Linked DNA regions of Homo sapiens: all the other regions are linked to region 1. The links are chromatin contacts, found by Hi-C in ENCODE. All regions are on one chromosome and are shown on one strand. The core of a region is the stretch at or near the end of the contact, and the rest is flanking DNA. Distances in the headings are between cores, read along the strand shown. Region 1 has its middle 280 kb from the start of MIR4444-1. Region 2 holds the start of CDCA7 (cell division cycle associated 7). Region 3 overlaps LINC01934 (long intergenic non-protein coding RNA 1934).

Evidence for each region. Hi-C counts contacts between places; a loop is a spot of excess contacts on that map. Pooled maps may share reads with other maps.
Region 2: a map with no recorded cell type shows a loop between it and region 1 (6-fold over the local background). The contact joins the promoter of CDCA7 here to the enhancer-like site in region 1. A Hi-C loop is called at or near these places in 2 of 37 single-sample maps with no recorded cell type and 3 of 50 pooled maps.
Region 3: a loop to region 1 is called in a map with no recorded cell type, with 14 times the contacts of the local background. The contact joins two enhancer-like sites. A Hi-C loop is called at or near these places in 2 of 37 single-sample maps with no recorded cell type and 2 of 50 pooled maps.

The regions. Positions count from the first base shown.
Region 1 is chr2:176,931,115-176,934,154 of GRCh38, forward strand. No RefSeq gene overlaps it. Among named protein-coding and RNA genes, the nearest start is that of MIR4444-1, 280 kb to the right of the region's middle. RefSeq lists an enhancer at 786-1,085. Within about 2 kb of position 1,282, at least 4 of the 41 ENCODE cell types and tissues checked have a DNase peak (open chromatin) inside an H3K27ac peak, as active enhancers do.
Region 2 is chr2:173,353,472-173,356,369 of GRCh38, forward strand. It overlaps CDCA7 (cell division cycle associated 7), which reads left to right and starts at 1,401. Exons shown (of 10, transcript NM_031942.5): 1 at 1,401-1,513. The coding sequence starts at 1,493. RefSeq lists enhancers at 445-1,400, 703-792 and a silencer at 1,343-1,612.
Region 3 is chr2:181,310,652-181,313,545 of GRCh38, forward strand. The region is part of intron 3 of LINC01934 (long intergenic non-protein coding RNA 1934); the gene reads left to right. Among named protein-coding and RNA genes, the nearest start is that of MIR4437, 6.4 kb to the left of the region's middle. RefSeq lists an enhancer at 2,217-2,266. Within about 2 kb of position 1,385, at least 7 of the 41 ENCODE cell types and tissues checked have a DNase peak (open chromatin) inside an H3K27ac peak, as active enhancers do.

The DNA of each region.
Region 1 (3,040 bases), core at 32-2,531:
TTATCCTAGATATTTACCCAAGAGAGATAAAAATGTGTCCACGCAAAACTTTTACATCAATGTTTATAGCAGCATTATTCATAATCGTCAAAACTGAAAGCAACCCAAGTATCTATTAACCAGTGAATGGATAAACAAATTGTGGTATATCCAATGGAGTATTACTATAAAAGCAACAAAATATTAGTACTCTCGACAACATAGGTGAATCTCAAAAATATTATGCTAAGTGAAAAAAGGTAAACACAAAGGGCTACATACTATGATTCTGTCTGTATGAAATTCTAGGAAAGGCAAAACCATAGCAACAAAAAGCAGATCAGTAGTTGGTTGGCTGGGGCCAAGAGCTGGGGGAATATATTGACTGTAGGAGCACAAGGGAACTTCTAGGGTGATGGAAATGTTCTAATTTGATCATGGTGGGGAATGGATTTTTTAAATATACTAGGGATTTGTTTTTCTTTTTAAGGGATTTCTTTTGGAAAAAAAAAAAGTCCTAGAATAAGAACAGAAGCATGTTCTCTTCTGAGAAATAATCCTTAGAAAATAGAAGTTAAGCCAAAATATGTAACATTACCTATGTCTTTTAAAACTTTTCTTGTCCATCTAATTTCCATCTTAAGAAAAATTAGAAATAAATCAATTACACTTTAAATACTTTTGGTACAGTTGAATATGTACAGGACTGCTGAATATTGAATAGGTTCCCAGAGAAACTCTTTGTAACAGAACTTTCCATTTGACCATAGCCCTTAAGGCATTTAAAGACAAGTGAGAAACAGACTGTTTTGGTTCGTTGGTTTGGGTTTTTTTTTCTTTTTTTTTTCATTACTTAGCTTTGTCATCATGCTTTCCTACCACCAGAAGGCATATTTATGACTCATCAGTCAACACCCAGTGTCAGATAACTAGCCATTAACATACTTCACTTGTACTGTGATGAAAATGATATCACAACTTTCAAGAGATCCCCTTGAAGATGAAACTGAAAGAAATGGTGGCCACATGTTGTTTCAAACCTGTATTCGTTACACCTCCTGACTGCATGTCGTGCAAAAGGGCCAAACAGATGTGTAAAAAATAGCTGTTTAACAGGGGGGAAAATACTGTAAAATTGTTTATGGCAGGACAGCGGGTTCTTATAGGCAAAGTAAATTACAAATAGATTTCTCAATTACTTTTTAAAGCCTAGTATTTGATTCTTATATAACAGTCAAAAATCAATTTTGCATGGAATTTATGTGAATGCCTCATTATTAATAAAACAGCGGTTGGCGGCTGCTACTTCCTCCCCACAACAGCAGCACGCAGTGGGGAAGCATTCACGTGCCAGGCTGTGCAATTCTTTATCTTTTTATCCTCTGGTTCAGCATCATAAAAAAGAAAGGGAAGAGATGAATCCCAAGCAAATTTTAGGCATGGGCTTCTGGCAGCACCTATTTCATGGGGGCCTGCTGGTGCCCTGAGAGTACTTGGTGATGGGTGCTGAGGGAAGTCCTCACCCTACTCCCTGCTCATACTGTACCTCGAAGGTCTTTTTTAAAAAAAAAAAAAGTATAATTAAGCAAGTAACTCTAGTTGTTGAAAAAGTCACTGAGCTCTTTCTCTCGCTCTATCCTTAGCATATCCAACCTCGGTACTAGAGTCTACTGACCCTGTGAATTGATTTAAAAGGACTGGCCAGTGGCAATTTTCCCCAGATTGCTTTATTTCTCCAAAATAAAATTATTTATTTTGAAAAGAACTTGCTCCTGACCCAAACATTCTAATAACATAACAAGCATAATTCTCATTCAACAAACAAGAAAATTGAATCCCACTTATGTCTACAGACCATAACAGTCTGCTCCCTACACTGTACTTGATTCATCAAACCATGAACACTCCCCGTTTCCCAAATGAAAAGTGTAGTGTGGTGAGAAAAACCTAGCTTCTCTGGTTAGCCCTCCCTAACCAATTGGATGACTTTAAACAGTTATATCACTGTTTTAGGCCATGTCTGTTAACTGGTAAAATAAGAGAGTTTTCAAAATTATCTGAGGTTTCCTTCAGCTAAGATTTGGCAATGAGAAGAAATCATTGTATTCCCATTACATGTGAAAAGCAAAAAGAAAATTCTATGTTTGGCCAACAACATGGAGAAATGCTTATCTTCAGAGGTTAAATTCAGCTAAACAGTAGCTACCTGCTATTTCTTCTATTGGGTGCATGCCTCAAAAACGCTAACGGGGGAAATGGCAGGGCGATACACTGAGTGCTTACAGCATGTTTCCAGAAACTGATTTATTCTTGATTTGAATCTCTACTATGTGCATAATTACACCTGGTAACTGCAGGCAAGCTGTGGGCAACACTCTTGCCCCCTTAGTATTTGTGTCAGCAGTTAATTAGGAATGCAGTGCTAATACAGTCTTTAAACCAACCCCAAAAAGCTGTAGTAAAATCTAGTTTAACAAACAGACATGCATATCAGATGACTCCTTGCAGATACAGAATACCAAGAGTTTATTTACCAATGAAAATCCATGGTAGGTAAGATCTGATCCATGGGTTTGTTTGCTTTTGGGTTTTTGGAGACAGATTCTCGCTCTGTTGCCCAGGTTGGAGTATAGTGACGTGATCTCGGCTCACTGCAACCTCTGCCTCCCGGGTTCAAGCAATTCTCCTGCTTCAGCCTCCTGAGTAACTGGGACTACAGACGTGCACTACCATGCCTGGCTAATTTTTGTATTTTTAGTAGAGACAGGGTTTTGCCATGTTGGCCAGGCTGGTCTCGAACTCCTGACCTCAAGTGATCCACCTGCCAAAGTGCTGGGATTCCAGGTGTGAGCCACCACACCCAGCCCCCACAGGTTTGTTTTTAAGAATTGGATTTGATATACTATTGAGAAACAAAGTGGCTTAAATATATCAATTTATTCAGAGTTTTTAAAAACAATGACTTTTTCTTTTATTCTTCTGCTAATTATTTACATGATTAATCTGACTTAACATATCTTCATTGAGAATCACACAGTTGATCCAACTAAAATTAGTATTA
Region 2 (2,898 bases), core at 151-2,650, 3.6 Mb before region 1:
ACTAAAAATTTCCCTATCAGAACCTTTCACAGGCAAAGTGACTTAATCTTCCCCTGCTTCATGGATCTAGTAATTCCAAATTTTCATATATTTAGCTTTAGTGGCACAAAATTATATTCCCAAATGTTTATTCATTCAACAAATACTTACTGAGGGCCCTGTAATTCCGTAATTTCACCACCCACCGATAGCCTCTCCTCCTGGCACTCACCTTCTAGACCTTGAGCTCTTTGTCCCTTGCACAGTGGCAGAGTGATTACTGGGTAGGTATATTTAAGAAAGGCTGGAAGACTCCTTCCAATCCATTGTCCTCGGGCATTATTTACTTGCTCACAGTTTTTGTATTCAGTACACCAAGAGAGGAACACAGTATGTCCATGCACTCTCTTACTGCAAAGGAATTAATTATTCCCCAGAGAAAAGTTTTGAAATGAGGGGGAAATGCGAATGTTTTCATTTCAAGCGCTTGTTTTAAATGTTAAGAGTATAATTAGTGTCTTCTAAAGAAACTAAATTTACTTTTTCTTGTAGAAGCAAGTTTTGCTCTTCACGCACACAAAAAGCCTCGCTTTATTTCATTTTTTCGTTGTAATGCCAAGTTTGGTTAAAAGGGCAATGAAAAGTTTTCTCGTTCGCACTGACTCAGGGTAGTTCTCAATTCTGAAGACAGAGAAGATCATCAAGCCACAATTGTTCAATCTTTAGTTTCAATCCCCAACAGATAATCGTTAAAGGTTAACTATACTATAGACGTCTTCATCAAGCTGCTGCGGCTTTTCTTCTACTTTGAAAACCACAAGTAAACAAGTCGGCTTCCTGTGCTTTTTGGAAAGAAAGATCAGGATTTAACTCATTTTATTGCTTCAGATAATGGTGTGGTTCCCAGATAAGAGGTGCTACATCCAGGGGCGGTGAACTCGATTATGAAGGGTGGAGTTCGTGCTGGATTCTATGATTTTTTAAATCTTGTAAACCGCACGCAGCAATGAAAGTGCTAAACGCCATGGTGCGTGACCCGCGCCACCCTCACGCTGCTCTCCTTTACCCCCCAGACTCCACTTTTCCTCCGCCACCACGAAAATTCTTGCAAATCAGACAGCTAACCCCGGGGCAATACGAACCATTTTCGCGCCACTCGCTCAGGACCGCGCAGCTGCACAAGGAGAGTGGTCCCCGTAGCCCCTAAAGCCCCCCTTTCTCAAAGGGGATTTTAGGAGTGCCCAAGGCTATCCTTTGAGGTCAGAATATATAGGGGGGTCGTGTTTTTTCCAGGGGGCCACCTAGTCTTGCGCCATGTCTGGCCGTTACCACAGCTTGCAGGACCTGTGTCCCAACGCGGGAAAGACAGCCCGAGCCCCGCCCCTCCGGGCCCGGGTCGGCGCGCCCAGCCTGCCAGCCGCGCTGCTGCTGCTCCTCCTGCTGTGGGACCGCTGACCGCGCGGCTGCTCCGCTCTCCCCGCTCCAAGCGCCGATCTGGGCACCCGCCACCAGCATGGACGCTCGCCGCGTGCCGGTGAGGGCTGGGCGGGCGAACCCGAGGGGCGGGCGCGGTGGGTGCTGGACGCAGGCGGGCGCGGGCCGACCCTCTCCAACTCCGCAGCCTAGCGCTGCCTTAACTGGTGGCCTGCCTAGGCGTTGCCCGCTTGGGCAAGCCCCTGATTTTGTGCACCTGGGATAACTGAGGGCCATGGGGACGTTCCTGCGTGGCGTGCGCACCCGAAGTGCGGGCGGCGTGGAGACTTGAGTCGTTTGCAGGATGGCTAGCAGCGCTGGAAAGCCCTAGGCACGTGCGTCCGCCAAAGGCCGGACAGCGGCCGGGAGCGCTGGCCGGTCCCGATTTTGCCTGCCAGGCAGAGCCAGCCTGCCTGCCCCCTGGGAGGTTGTCCCGCAGCGGCCCAGCCCTTTCCCGCACACAACTCGGAGCCAGTGCGTGGCTCGCCGCGTCTATACCCGCGCTCAGTGGGTGGCCCTTGGGCGCGCACCCCGCCCGGCAAGAGACGCGTCCGCTTCTAACCGCTGAGGGCCAGCGCGTCTGAGGTTTAAGGTCTTGCGAACCGGTCTCCTAGAACTTGGGCTGCGCACGCAGTGTGAAGCGACCGTAGTCCCGGGCGGTGGTTAAGTGCATTTAAAGGGCTTGGTGGGTCAAAGCGTTCGCCGACCATTTGCTCGTTTCCTACTTCCTCCACCCCAACCCCCAACCCCCCACCCCCCACCCCCCAGCCTTACTCTTAGCTGCAGGACGTTGCTCTGAGTGGAACGTTACTTTTTGCTCTAACGGAAGCCAGAACGTAGGGTCGGGCTCCTGGAGAGGGTAGAAGAGTGGGGGTTGGGTGAAACGGAAGACAATGACATGTTTAAAATAAATATCAGGGGTTAGGGACCCTCGCGGGGGTGGGTGCGATGGGGCGTGGTTTCAGAGCTGAGTCGCCGCCCCGGTGGAGCTGGGCATTGGCTTTCCGGATGAAGAAAACCATGTGTAGCTGGTCTTGGAACCTGACATGCCTGAGTTCAAATCTGAGCCACCATGGGACTTGAGTAATCCATTTCGCTTTCCTGAGCCTCAGTTTCCTCATTGGCTAAGTGAGAATAACGATAGCACCTTTGTTGCAAAGAATTAAACCTGACGTGAAAGTGTACTTAACATAGTGCCTGGCACGAAAAACGCCTACTATAAATGGTATTAGTTATTACTTACCTGCCAAAGAAGTTCATCTCCGTCTTGACTATTTGCCTTGCTGCTTTTTTGTGGCTTTTCCTCCAAAGATACGTTTGCCTGGTAAATAACTCTTGGCTTGTGCTGACTTGTTAAAGCTCAGCCTGTATTTCTCGGACAGCTTCCAATAGAATGCCGCCTTTGAGGCTGTCTGGGGCCTCTGACTGCTTGCAGGTAGATTGATG
Region 3 (2,894 bases), core at 135-2,634, 4.4 Mb after region 1:
GTATAAAATGTTATATTTGTTTTAGTTCAATTAAAATTTTATAAAATGAAAAAAGAAAACTAATTCATAACATGGATGTATTAATTTATTATTTATTACCAAAATTGCATTTTATAAAGAAAAATAGCAATCTATGTTATAACCAAAGATACTCTGAAAAAAAAATCAGGTTAAAATATGGAAAAATATTTCAAACAAAAATATGTGAAAAAATGAAAAGTACAATAAAAATATCAACATGCGTTTTTATGAAGCTAGACAAGTTTATTTTAAAGTTTATGCAGAAAAATACATACACAAGAATAGGGCCTGGCATGGTGGCTTATGCCTATAATCCCAGCACTTTGCGAGGCCTTGGTGAGAGGACTGCTTGAGCCCAGGAGTTTATGACCAGCCTAGGCAACATTAGTGAGGCCCTGTCTCTACAAAACATTAAAAAAAATAATAATAACCAAGTGTGGTCCCAGTTACTCAGGAGGCTGAGGCAGGAGAATCACTTGAGCCTGGGAGGTCAAGGTTGCAGTGAGCCAGGCAGTGAGCACTCCAGCAGGCTGGGTGACAGAGTGAGGCCCTGTTTCAAAAAAAAAAAAAAAAAAAAAAAAACACTAAAAAGAAAAGCTGTAAGTGGGAACTAGTTATAACAAATGTTAAAACCTAGTATAAATCTTTTATACTTAAATCTTTTTATACTATAAATCTTTTAAACAGTGTGTCACCAGCTCATGATAAAAAGACTGATGAGTGGAACTGAATGGAAATTCTAGAAATAGATCCAGGTACATATTGAACTTGGGTATGTATGTGCATATCTGTACATTTACATCTATTTCCAAGTTCTCTGCCAAACCTGAAAACCCATTTTTGGGGATTTCTCTCCTGCACTGACTTGGTGTTACTGTCCTGGCAGGTGAACCTTGATTTTATTCCATGCTTCTAGTGATAGATTTTACCAGCATTGTTCATTACAACTTTCTGTATTGATGGAAATGTTCTAAAATCCGGGCTGTCCATTAGGGAAGCCACTGTCCATATGTGACTATTGAGCCTTTGAATTAGGCCAATGTGTGACTGAGAAACTTAGTTTTAAATTCTATTTAATTTGAATTAATTTATGTTTAAATAGTCATACAAGGTGTGTGGGGACGCTACTGGATGATCCTGCCCTATACTCTAAGCTCCTCCAGGAGAGGTCCAAGTCTGTTTAGTTCACATCAATGTCTAGTACAGTGCCTGAGGGATGACTAGTCTTTTTATTTCCAATCCGTATTAATTCTATTACATATGTATAGTAGGAGGGCTGGTTGCACCCTGATGTTCAGCTCCAAACCAGAAGATTAAATGCCCCAGTGCTGGATGTAGATGCTTAGAAGAAGCAGAAGCAGCTGCTAAGGGTGGGGCGTGATCAGGGAGGAGAACTGCAGCTTGTAATCGGTATTTCTTGCAAAGGCTTTTCCCTCTGCAAAAGTTCACTCTAATTTACATAAACCTCGGAGTATTGTTTTTAGATAATAGGGAGTAAAAAACAAAAGCAGACATAAATATATTTATCCACCTGCCTCAAGAAAATGATAGCTTTCTTAAAATAGTATTTTCAGCCTTTCTCTGGAGAAATATGTCTTTGAGGAAACATACACTCTCAATGGTTTAAGTAAACACGTCTCAGGAAAGCAGAACATCAGATGGAGGGCTCAACAGCAACAAAAGGAGGAAATCAGAATTTTATAAGAATTTCTGGTAATCTAAAGATTGTTTAAATCAGATCTTCATAGACAATTTTGGGCAAAGTCAAATAAAATGTTAATGCTGGTATAGAGAGAGCAAATGTTCTATGGGGCCATAAATGACTGACTGGACTTTCAGCTTTCCCAGTCCCTCAGCCGAGTAAGGAAAGCTACTCAACTTCTCTGATCATTAGCTCGTTTATCCGCAAAAGAGAATTGTATTGGGTAAGTGTGGTTTGCGGGGATGGAAATGTGGGTCAATGGTCAGCAGAGGTGAATTCCCCTCTACTAGTGTTTCCTGTCACACTATAGCTACCCCAAAGAGGTTGTCGTACAGGGTTAAACAATGTGAGAGCTGGAGAAGGTTCTAGAAATCACCCAATCAAATGAGGAAATCGACTAAAGAGGCAAAGACAAAAGTGATACCAGCAGCAGACTCTAAAAAAAGAACATGGCAAAAGTCACCAGGCTCACACCTGCTCCATGCTCTGGGTCACCATCTTCGAAATCAGGACTCTGCTGAAAGTTCAGAGATGCTAACACTCAAGTGCATATTTCAAGTACAGCTTTCTCACGCTGTGATTTCCATTATTTGTTTTTCTTTAGTTTGTTAAGTGTGTTGCCAGAGTGATGAGATTTCTTTATTCGAGCAAGTGATTACAATCACTTTACATTAAAAAAAAAAAAAGTCTCAACATTATATAGTAGGAAGACCAGCTTTTTGCTCAGTCTTCTACAGTTTTCTCTCTTTCAATGAGGCACTTTGGCGTATCTTAAATTTCAATGAACACAAACAACTTTCAGGGTTTTCTTTCTTTCTTTCTTTCTTTCTTTCTTTCTTTCTTTCTTTCTTTCTTTCTTTCTTTCTTTCTCTCTCTCTCTCTCTCTCTCTCTCTTTCTTTCTTTCTTTCTTTCTTTCTTTCTTTCTTTCTTTCTTTCTTTCTTTCTCTTTCTCTCTCTCTCTTTCGTTCTTTTACTCTGGGTGGCCTCTTTAGCTTCATTGTCTTTTCTCTTCCTGATCATAAGACACAGCATACAGATGTCTGATTGTGACAAAGGACTTGTGAAATTACACATTACAGACAAAGAATAGTTATGTCAGTTATGAAATTTTGTATTTTATAGTACAGTGCAGAAGTGCAATATCAATGTGTAGATCAAATATTTGCTTAA